3 separate regions of the Homo sapiens genome follow, and all the other regions are linked to region 3. A link is a contact called in ENCODE Hi-C data. All regions are on one chromosome and are shown on one strand. The core of a region is the stretch at or near the end of the contact, and the rest is flanking DNA. Distances in the headings are between cores, read along the strand shown.

What was found. A loop is a pair of places that touch in the nucleus more often than their neighbours do. Pooled maps may share reads with other maps.
Region 1: a pooled map shows a loop between it and region 3 (7-fold over the local background). The contact joins the promoter of PIK3R4 here to the promoter of ACAD11 in region 3. A Hi-C loop is called at or near these places in 7 of 50 pooled maps.
Region 2: a pooled map shows a loop between it and region 3 (29-fold over the local background). The contact joins the promoter of C3orf36 here to the promoter of ACAD11 in region 3. A Hi-C loop is called at or near these places in 7 of 50 pooled maps.

What each region holds. Positions count from the first base shown.
Region 1 is chr3:130,745,140-130,748,367 of GRCh38, reverse strand. PIK3R4 (phosphoinositide-3-kinase regulatory subunit 4) reads left to right here and starts at 1,539. Exons shown (of 20, transcript NM_014602.3): 1 at 1,539-2,050; 2 at 3,104-3,228. The coding sequence starts at 3,150. RefSeq lists a silencer at 515-564 and an enhancer at 1,799-1,858.
Region 2 is chr3:133,928,075-133,931,076 of GRCh38, reverse strand. C3orf36 (chromosome 3 putative open reading frame 36) reads left to right here and starts at 1,265. Exons shown (of 1, transcript NR_161373.1): 1 at 1,265-2,932.
Region 3 is chr3:132,658,360-132,661,281 of GRCh38, reverse strand. It overlaps ACAD11 (acyl-CoA dehydrogenase family member 11), which reads left to right and starts at 1,473. Exons shown (of 20, transcript NM_032169.5): 1 at 1,473-1,679. The coding sequence starts at 1,531. UBA5 (ubiquitin like modifier activating enzyme 5) reads right to left here and starts at 953. Exons shown (of 12, transcript NM_024818.6): 1 at 584-953. The coding sequence starts at 744. The region is part of intron 26 of NPHP3-ACAD11 (NPHP3-ACAD11 readthrough (NMD candidate)); the gene reads left to right. RefSeq lists enhancers at 358-637, 1,008-1,097, 633-1,171.

The DNA of each region.
Region 1 (3,228 bases), core at 290-2,789, 1.9 Mb after region 3:
CCCAAAGTGAAAGTCAGTCACAAAGACCACATATTATATATAAAATGTCCAGAAAAGGCAAGTGTATACAAACAGAAAGTAGATTAATGATTGCCTAGGGCTGGAAGGGGGAGGAGAAATGGGGGAGAACAGGGAGTGACTCCGAATGGTTTCAGGGTTTCCTTTTGGGGTAATGAAAATGTTTAAAATCAGGCAGGCTGGGCGCGGTGGCTCATACCTGTAATCCCAGCACTTTGGGAGGTCGAGGCGGCGGATCACTTGAGGTCAGGAGATCCAGACCATCCTGGCCAACATGGTGAAACCCCATCTCTACAAACAATACAAAAACTAGCGGCCGGGCGCGGTGGCTCACGCCTGTAATCCCAGCACTTTGAGAGGCCGGGTGGATCACGAGGTCAGGAGATCGAGACCACGGCGAAACCCCGTCTCTACTAAAAAAAAAATACAAAAAATTAGCCCGGCGCGGTGGCGGGCGCCTATAGTCCTAGCTACTCGGGAGGCTGAGGCAGAAGAATGGCGTGAACCCGGGAGGCGGAGCTTGCAGTGAGCCGAGATCGCGCCACTGCACTCCAGCCTGGGCGACAAGAGCGAGACTCCGTCTCAAAAAAAAAAAAAACAAAAACCTAGCTGGGCGTGGTGGCACGTGCCTGTGGTCCCAGCTACTCTGGAGGCAGAGGCATGAGAATCGCTTGAACCCGGGAGGTGGAGTTTGCAGTAAGCCGAGATGGCACCACTGCATTCCAGCCTGGGTGACAGAGCCAGACTGTCTCCAAAAGAAAAAAAAAAAGGCCGGGCGCGGCGGCTCACGCCTGTAATCCCAACACTTTGGGAGGCTGAGGCAGGCGGATCACGAGGTCAGGAGATCGAGACCAACCTGGCTAACACGGTGAAACCCCGCCTCTACTAAAAATACAAAAAAATTAGCCGGGCGTGGTGGCGGGCGCCTGTAGTCTCAGCTACTCGGGAGGCTGAGGCAGGAGAATCGCTTGAACCCGGGAGGTGGAGGTTGCAGTAAGCCGAGATCGCTCCACTGCACTCCAGCCTGGGCGACAGAACGAGACTCAGCCTCAAAAAAAAAAAAAAAAAAAAAAAAAAAAAAAAAAAAAAAAAAAAAAATTAAAATCAGATTATAGGGATGATTGCACAACTCGATAGATGTATTAAAAACTACTGCTTTGTACATTTTAAGCAGGTGAACTTTATGGTATGTAAGTTATATCTCACCAGAACTCTAAAAATCCAGCTTGGGATATATTAGTTTTCCTAAATATTCTTGAGTTCTCTTAACTCTGTTCTGCTGTCCTGGGAGTGAAGGCGTGTCTGAGCAGATTCTAGGGGATGTCAGAAACCTCAGCGTTCGTGAATGAAAGGTAGAAGAGCAGGAAGGGGAATAGATCTTTGTCAGAGCATCATTTTCTCCCTGTAGACTCGCCCAAAGTAAGACCACGCCTTCCCTAGTTTCCTAGCAACCGGTTTCCTACCCTGGCAATTCCTCAAGGCTCACTCTTTTTCGTCACTTCCGCTCGGCGACAGGAAGTGAGGTCAGACCGGTTGCTTTCCCGGGAGTTCGGCGTTTGCTGGGGCTGCAGCAGCTGAAGTGTAGTGTTTTCTTGGGACTGGCGGTCTGCACTTCTCTCCCGGGTTCCATCTCCCCCCGCCCGGTGGTGAGGCCCTCGAGGAGGGCTCGGACGGGTGTAGCGATCCGCGCTAGAGGAAGACGAGGCCCGGGAACGCATGTCCCCCAGGGCAGGTTAGGGGGCTGGAGGGGTCAAATCCCGGGGTACTTGTGGAGACTCTTTAGCGTGGCTTCTTCTCTCTGCTGAGACCCCGAGAGCTTTCCCAGTTCTCCTCCCAGGACCACCGGGGTTCCTGAAGATCGGGACTTTTCTGCGCCCCTCCACCAACAGCCCATCTCCTGTCTATGAAGAAAGACCCTTCGTAGAAACAACTTCCCCGCTGCTGACGCGTTTTCCCGTCCCGTCCCCGAAGTAGTCTACTATGACCTCGTTGTGAGCCTCTGAACGATTTTGACACTTTCCCGAGGCCTAGGGTAAATGTTTATGTGTGCTCAAGGTCGTGTGTGTATATGTGTGGCATTTATTTCCTGCAAAACCTGAGTTAGCAGAACCCTGGGGTACGTTTAGCTAGTGTATACTTTGGTCTGCTTTTCTTTAACATCTGTGGCAAGGTTTCTTGTTGCAGACCAGCGAAGTTTGCACCTTCTTTTAGCTGGGTGAGAGGGCACACTGGAATTAGGCAGGAAGTGTCCAGGAGTTAACTGAATTTTTAGATCTTAGTTTGACCTTTTCAGTTTTCAGTTTTTCTTTTTTTTTTTTTATTTTTTGAGACGGACGGAGTCTCGCTCTGTCACCCAGGCTGGAGTGCGGTGGCGGGATCTCCACTCACTGCAACCTCTGCGTCCTGGGTTCAAGCAATTCTGCGTCAGCCTCACGAGTAGCTGGGATTACAGGCACCCACTACCACGCCCGGCTAATTTTTGTATTTTTAGTAGAGACGGGATTTTAACCATGTTGGCCAGCCCCGTCTTGAGCTCCTGACCTCGTGATCCTCCCGCCTCGGCCTCCCGAAGTGCTGGGATTACAGGCGTGAGCCACCGCGCCCGGCCAGTTTTAAGCTTTTAATGTGTCTCTTTCTTATTTCCAAGAAACTACAGATTCTTGGACAAGAACTATGTCATATGGTAACTTTGTAATTCTCATAGCCCCAAGCACAGCACGGAACACATAGTAAAGGCTCATTAATATTTTAAATTTAAATATGAGAAAATAACACAAACTAACATTTTTGGCTTAAAGTTGAAGAGGCCTATCTAAATATAGTTCAGCTCCTGGAAATGGCGATGCGCAATAGCAGGGTATTTTTAGGTAAAATAACAAGGTCTTCTTGGAGAAAATAACATGGTCTTTTTAGATAAATGTGTGTGAAATTTAGAGGCTGCCCCAGAAGGCTAGGTACAGTGCTGTTAGTGGAAGAGAAGTATGCTGCATCTGTCTTTTTGGAAGAGACCAAATAATGGAATAATGGTGTTTCACAGCTTCTTTGTTTCTTGTCTTTTTTCTTCATTTGTTTTTATTTTAAACAGGTATTATATCCTAACCTTACTAAAGACCACAGAGGTGCTTGCCATTATGGGAAATCAGCTTGCTGGCATTGCTCCCTCCCAGATCCTTTCTGTAGAGAGTTATTTTTCAGATATTCATGACTTTG
Region 2 (3,002 bases), core at 16-2,515, 1.3 Mb before region 3:
TAACTAAATACCGTATCTCTATCAATTATCCTTTGGCCCAAAGCCCTTTGGGGTGATCCTCCATGATGGATGCCCCATGTAAAGGTGAGGAATCTGATCCCGAGGAAGCAACCATTGTGGCCAATTTCACATAGATAATAGCTGGCCAGGTCTAGACTCAAACCAGGCTGTCCACTTCTCTCTGGTCCAGCCCAATTGCCCCAGCTGAGTCATTCTGAAGAGTCAGCATGGACTAAAATGGTGGGGAGGCCCCTCTTTTCCCACTGATGTTCACTGGCCCATGGGAGGGAAGTGGGGGAATCTCTTGAGGGCCATTAAGGTGGGTAACAAAGGCAAAAGAACCAGGTAACAGTTCATTTACTTACCTTCTATTCAACTAGCAACAACATCACAACTATTCATTAAACAGGGCCAATTTATCCCTATAGCACCATGAGTTAAAGAGAGTTGTGGAGAAAAGAGACAAAGAGGGAAGGGTTTTGAGAAGAAAAGGCCCTGAGAATCCTGCACACAGACCTTCAAGGGAACAGCTCCATCTGGTGACTGCTTAGCAGATTCTTGCTCAAGAAACAAAGCCATATTGTGATTTTATTCAACCACTCTCAAAGATGGAGAGATACAGTTAAGCTGGAGGCTGAAGCCAGTCAGTATCAAATTGATACTAAAATATTATATTGCAGCAAATCCAGAAGAAATACATCCTATCTTTCGCAACCACAGGAAGTAAATACCTGGAAGAAAGGTCCATCTCCTGCCAGTAGCACCAGACACCAGATTCATTATAACCTTTCATCAGAGATTAAATATGGAAACAGATCCTGGAAAAGCCCTTGGCAAATCATAAATGAGAGGAAGTTTTTCTCCATGGCATACCCTGGCCATTCCTCCACTCTCCAGCCACATCATGTCTCCAGCCCTGCTACAACTTGACAGCAATAATAATAACTAAAATGTGCACAGATCTTTACAGTTTACCAAGCCATTAACCCATTTAAAACACTTCTTTAATCAGTAAATCAGTGGGGAAAGGCTTGGCTATGCTGTGGTAACAAACCTCTCGAATCTTAGTCACTTGACACAACAAAAGATGGTATCTCGCTCACAGAACCTGTGGTGATCTGGGTGACTCTCAGGTCAGTGGCTCAGTAGTGCCCCTCTGCCTGCTCAGGGCCTGGAGGATTGGCCTGAGAGCCCCCCCAACCAGTGTCTCAGTAACTCAGACTGTTTGGAACCTGAGGTACCTCCATTTCATTATAAGCTGCCATGATGGATGGGGCAGGGGAAGAAAGTCCTGGAAGATCCCGCACTGCTAAGCAATGCTTTGTCCCAAAGTAACGCTCTTCACTCTGCTCCCAGCCTAGCTGCCGCAAGAGCGGAACAGAATATTCTGTGTGCTCAGGAGAAGAAAAGAGCAGATATGGTTGAGCACTAAAACCCTCTACTGTGGGTAGTGAACCTAGGTGGACACAGTTGCTCACCGGGACACTTAAACCAGCTTTGCGGGGCTGTCGGGGTTGGGAAGCACAGTCTGGAAAGATTTCCCAATGGAGGAAGCACCAATTGTGGGTCCCTGAAGCTGAGGGGATGATGCCCAGGCAAGGCCGAGGCAGTCTGCAGAGGGCTGGGGAGGTGGGAAAGACGATTTTGCTCAGAGGAGGCAGAGATGGGGTGGTGGCTGAGAGAGATGCAGGGTCAAGGAAAGGATGGCTTCAGAGAGGAGAGATTTGCTGGGGCAAAAGGCCACAGGATGGGGAGGCTGCGGGGTCCAAGAGGACAGCTGATGGAGCGAGACCCTGCAGGCAAGGAGGAGATGGGGTGACTCATGGCAGAATCGCACCAGAGTTCCCACAGCCCTGTGCGGCCACTATGACTAGTCCCATCCTGTACATGGAGAAAACGAGGCTCCTTCCAGTTGTCCCTCACGCCTCCCTTGATTTATGTACTACCTGATGTGTATAAGGACAGGTGGTGACAAACACATGGTCCCTACCCTTCAAGGACATATAATCCAGAGCTAAGACAAGACCTTAACACAGGGCAAAGTACTATGCTCTGAGTTCATTTGATGAGCGATGGGAGAACGGGCTTGATCCTAGCCATGCGGGAGAGACTGGAATTCAAGAGAGTCAAATGTGCTGGGAAAGACTTTCTGGGCAAAAGGAATAAGCAAAGGTGTGCAAAGGTAAGGAAGCAGGAAACCTTTGCACATCTTGAGAACTCGCCGGCCAGAGGCCTGTGAAGGAGCGCAGTGGTCAGGCAGGAGAGGCAGTCGGATGCAGGCTGAGACCATCCTGGAGGGTCTTGAGGCTGGCTTACCCCAGGCTGTGAGTAGTGGGCTCAGCCTAGTCCCGGCTCCTGGGTTAGTGCTCACGTGTCTCTCTGCCCCCTCAGGGCCTGGAGGAATGGCCTTAGAGCCCCCACCAACCACGCTCAGGAAGGCATTCCTAGCTCAGAGTACCCTCCTGGAGTCTACACTGGAAGGGGCTCCTGAGTGGGCCGCGCCACACCCCGAGGAGCAGAGGCGCAGTCCTCCCGCGTGCTCCCAGCACACTCCACCCCTACCCAGCACACCCACGGGGCCCCCACCTTGCTCACCTGGGGGGAACCACCCACTCTGCGCCCTCTCAGGGAGAGGTGGTGGCCGCTGCTCTATCCCCTCCCTCTCTTCCTCTTCCACCTTCTCTCTCTTCTCATCTGGGTGCTGGAACCCAAGGGTGAAACTGAGAGTCAGAAAGTCTCAGTCTCAAGGCAGAGCGGGGCAACTAATTTAAAACGGCTTCTACTCCGGCCCCCAGTGTGACTAATCTCCTTCTCTTCGCTCCACAGGTCTATAAATGGGCCACAGTAGGCACCCCTTTTTAAATCTGTAAAATCCCCAAATCCATTAAAAGTGACTTCAGAGGTCCCAGATAGGGACCAACATTTGTTTAAACCTTTTCCTCATTACATCTCATGACCGCCAGCTTACAAAAGAGAGACTGGGGGTTCTGGATGAGACGTAT
Region 3 (2,922 bases), core at 224-2,723:
TCAGTCTGGCGGTAGAGTCCTTACCCTTAACCATTGCACTATATTCCATCTGCTGAATTGATAAGCTTTGTTAGGAAAGAAGAAAAGAGAGGCCTGGGCAGTCTTGGTAATGTCGAATGGTTTGAGATGTTAAGGAGCACCCGAATATCTCAGAATAGAGCTAACCCCGCTCTCCCCCGCCCCGACCCCATTTAAGATGCATTGATAAGCCTTTAATGAAACTCAAAGTTTACCTTAGCAGGTTTAATATTTGATCTCATCTTCTGAAAGTTCTTACTATCAGTCTTATACACAGCGAGGCGGACTAATTAAGAGGCAAGGGTGATAGGAAACTGGACACACGTCCTCAGCAGGCACAGGAGCAGCACCATATGGCTGACTCACTGGAGGTTTTTAAAAAAGAGAAAGAATATCTTCCGATCAGTACTAAGATGTGGCCTTGCCCATTTGGGAACAGGATTCGCAGACCAAGAAAAGGGTGGCGGGCGTCCCCATGAGCGGGACGTGGGAAGCGCCTCACTTCTGACCTCACGGAGCCTGACCTCGTCCCCCGCGCCTGCCTCCGACCGGCGACGCAGGTTACCTGTAGGGATTCGAATCCACCACCTCTGAGCTCATCTTCTCGATGCGGACCCGGCCGCCCCCTCCGTCGCCGCTCCTCGGGACCTGCAGACTCCTCTCCTGGGCAAGTTCCCGCTCCAGCTCCTGGACCCGCTGCTGCAGGCGCTCCACAGACTCCGCCATGGCTGGGACTCCGGCCGCCAACGCTCCCAGCCCGGGCCTTCGCCGCCGCCTTCGCCCCACGTTGCTCGGCTGGGCCCGCGAGGGGTACGTGGGGAGGCACCTCGCCGCTGCCTTCCTAGCCCAGAGCCCTGGGGACGTGCACCCAGCGCCTCACAGACAGACACGTCTCCGAGACTCCCACAGGCCTTCCTCGGAGCCGCTTCCGGTGCGTCGCAGACATCGCTCCCCCTCATCAAAAACCTGGCTCTTTCGGCTTCCTTCCTCGCTGGGCCGGCTAAACCCGGCCGCAGCAGCACCGGGGTGATAAGTGTCCAGGGCAGGAGGCCAGCGATGTTGCCTTGCTAACCGGGTATCTAAGAGAAACAGGGTCTTTTTATTCTTAGGCTCGACAGTCTGACGGCCCTTTTTCTGAACGGGACCCTGCAGGTCTTCCGCCTGCTGTTGCATTAAATTTGGGGGTGGAAGAGGCTTCTGCGTTGTTCCTTACCCGCAACGATGACCATGGCTTTGCCTTCTTTAAAATTGAGGCCTCCAACTCTGACGCTGACTGGAGAATTGAAACCCGAACACACATTGGGCTCTTTTGGCACTTGACTAGAGCTAAAACCTCGGGATTCAGCGGGCAAGCGTTGCTCAGCAACGGCGCGTAGGCTGTGTGCGGTTGGCTGGAGCCAGACCCCACCCCGGCCTCGGCCCATGCTCTAGAGGGGACGTTGCCCCAATCCTGAAGGACTTCGGCACTCGAGACCTGTGGATGCCGCGTTGCTGTGGCCTGCGGGGGTGATCATGAAGCCAGGTGCTACTGGCGAGTCCGATTTGGCCGAAGTGCTGCCCCAGCACAAGTTCGACAGCAAGTCCCTGGAGGCCTACCTAAACCAGCACTTGTCTGGCTTTGGGGCCGAACGTGAGGCTACGCTGACCATTGCCCAGTACAGGTATGGATGTCAGCCTTTGCCTCCAGCGGAAAAAAATTTGTACATTGAGTTTTCCTTCCTTTGGCCCTGGGTGGTTTCCTAAGTTTCTCCCACCCTGATTGCTTTTCCTGCAGTCAGTGGACGCACCCTACAGGCATGAGCTGCTATTGCCGGCCCTCCGAATTCGATGCTGGGGGCTTCCCAATTGGAGGGCGGTAATGGAAGCGCAATAACGTTCACCATTCTACTATCCAAAGGAATCTTTGTTAAAGGATGGATTTATGTCCCTTGAGGATTCACCAAGGCAATTAAGGCTACAAATTCTGAGAAATAGATGCCTTCTTTTGTGATACAGCCATTAGATCTTTTTCTGAGAAGCTGGTGTAATTCCGTTTGATTGGCCGTATTCCGGGAGGCTGAGTTAATGACACCAGATGGAGGATCCGAATTCGAGTACTAGCTTTTCCACTTAGGAGGTCACAGCACCACTTTGGGCCTCAGGTTTTTTGAAGTGAGGTAATGGAACTGAGTGAGAGGATCCTGAGAGTAGCGTTCCCCACCGGGAATCTGGCTTTAGTCTGATGTTTTACAATAGATAATACATTCTTAAAACTTTATTCTAAAAATAACATTGTTACTAATACAGGGCTACAGAAAGAGTCCTATCATTCAGAAAACTGGATCTGTCACTTGCTGTCTGGGAGTTTAAATATGTTACATAAACACTCTGAGAACTAGTTTCCTAAGTTGTAATACCTATTTTGATTAGTCTTATTAATGAAATGAAATACCGTAATATAGGTGAAAGGGCGTAAAAATTGCAACAACATAGTGTGCTAGTGGTATTTTATCACTAGCATTTATATTCTTTGACTACTGATTTTGGTGAAAATGAAAATAATAATAAATGAGATGGATCAGGGAACATTTTAGGGTGTAGAATTTAAAGGTCCCATGTCCCAATAGATATTGGAAGATGAAGGGAAAGGTGGAATAAAGAATAGCTGAGATTTCTAGGCTAGAAGCCTTGTGTTGTAACAAACTGAAACAGATCAAAGTTCAAATTTCAACTATTTCAATTGCTGTGGAATTTGGACAAGTTACCCTTTGAACATCTAGTCCTGCTTTGGCAAAAAGGAGATAGTAACGTTCATATTGTAGGAGTGTTGAAGAGGTACATAACTGAAAGATACTTAATTCTGAACCAAGCTGAATGTTAAACCATAACCGTGTTCAAAAAATGAAATTAGTTGTAAATTAGTTG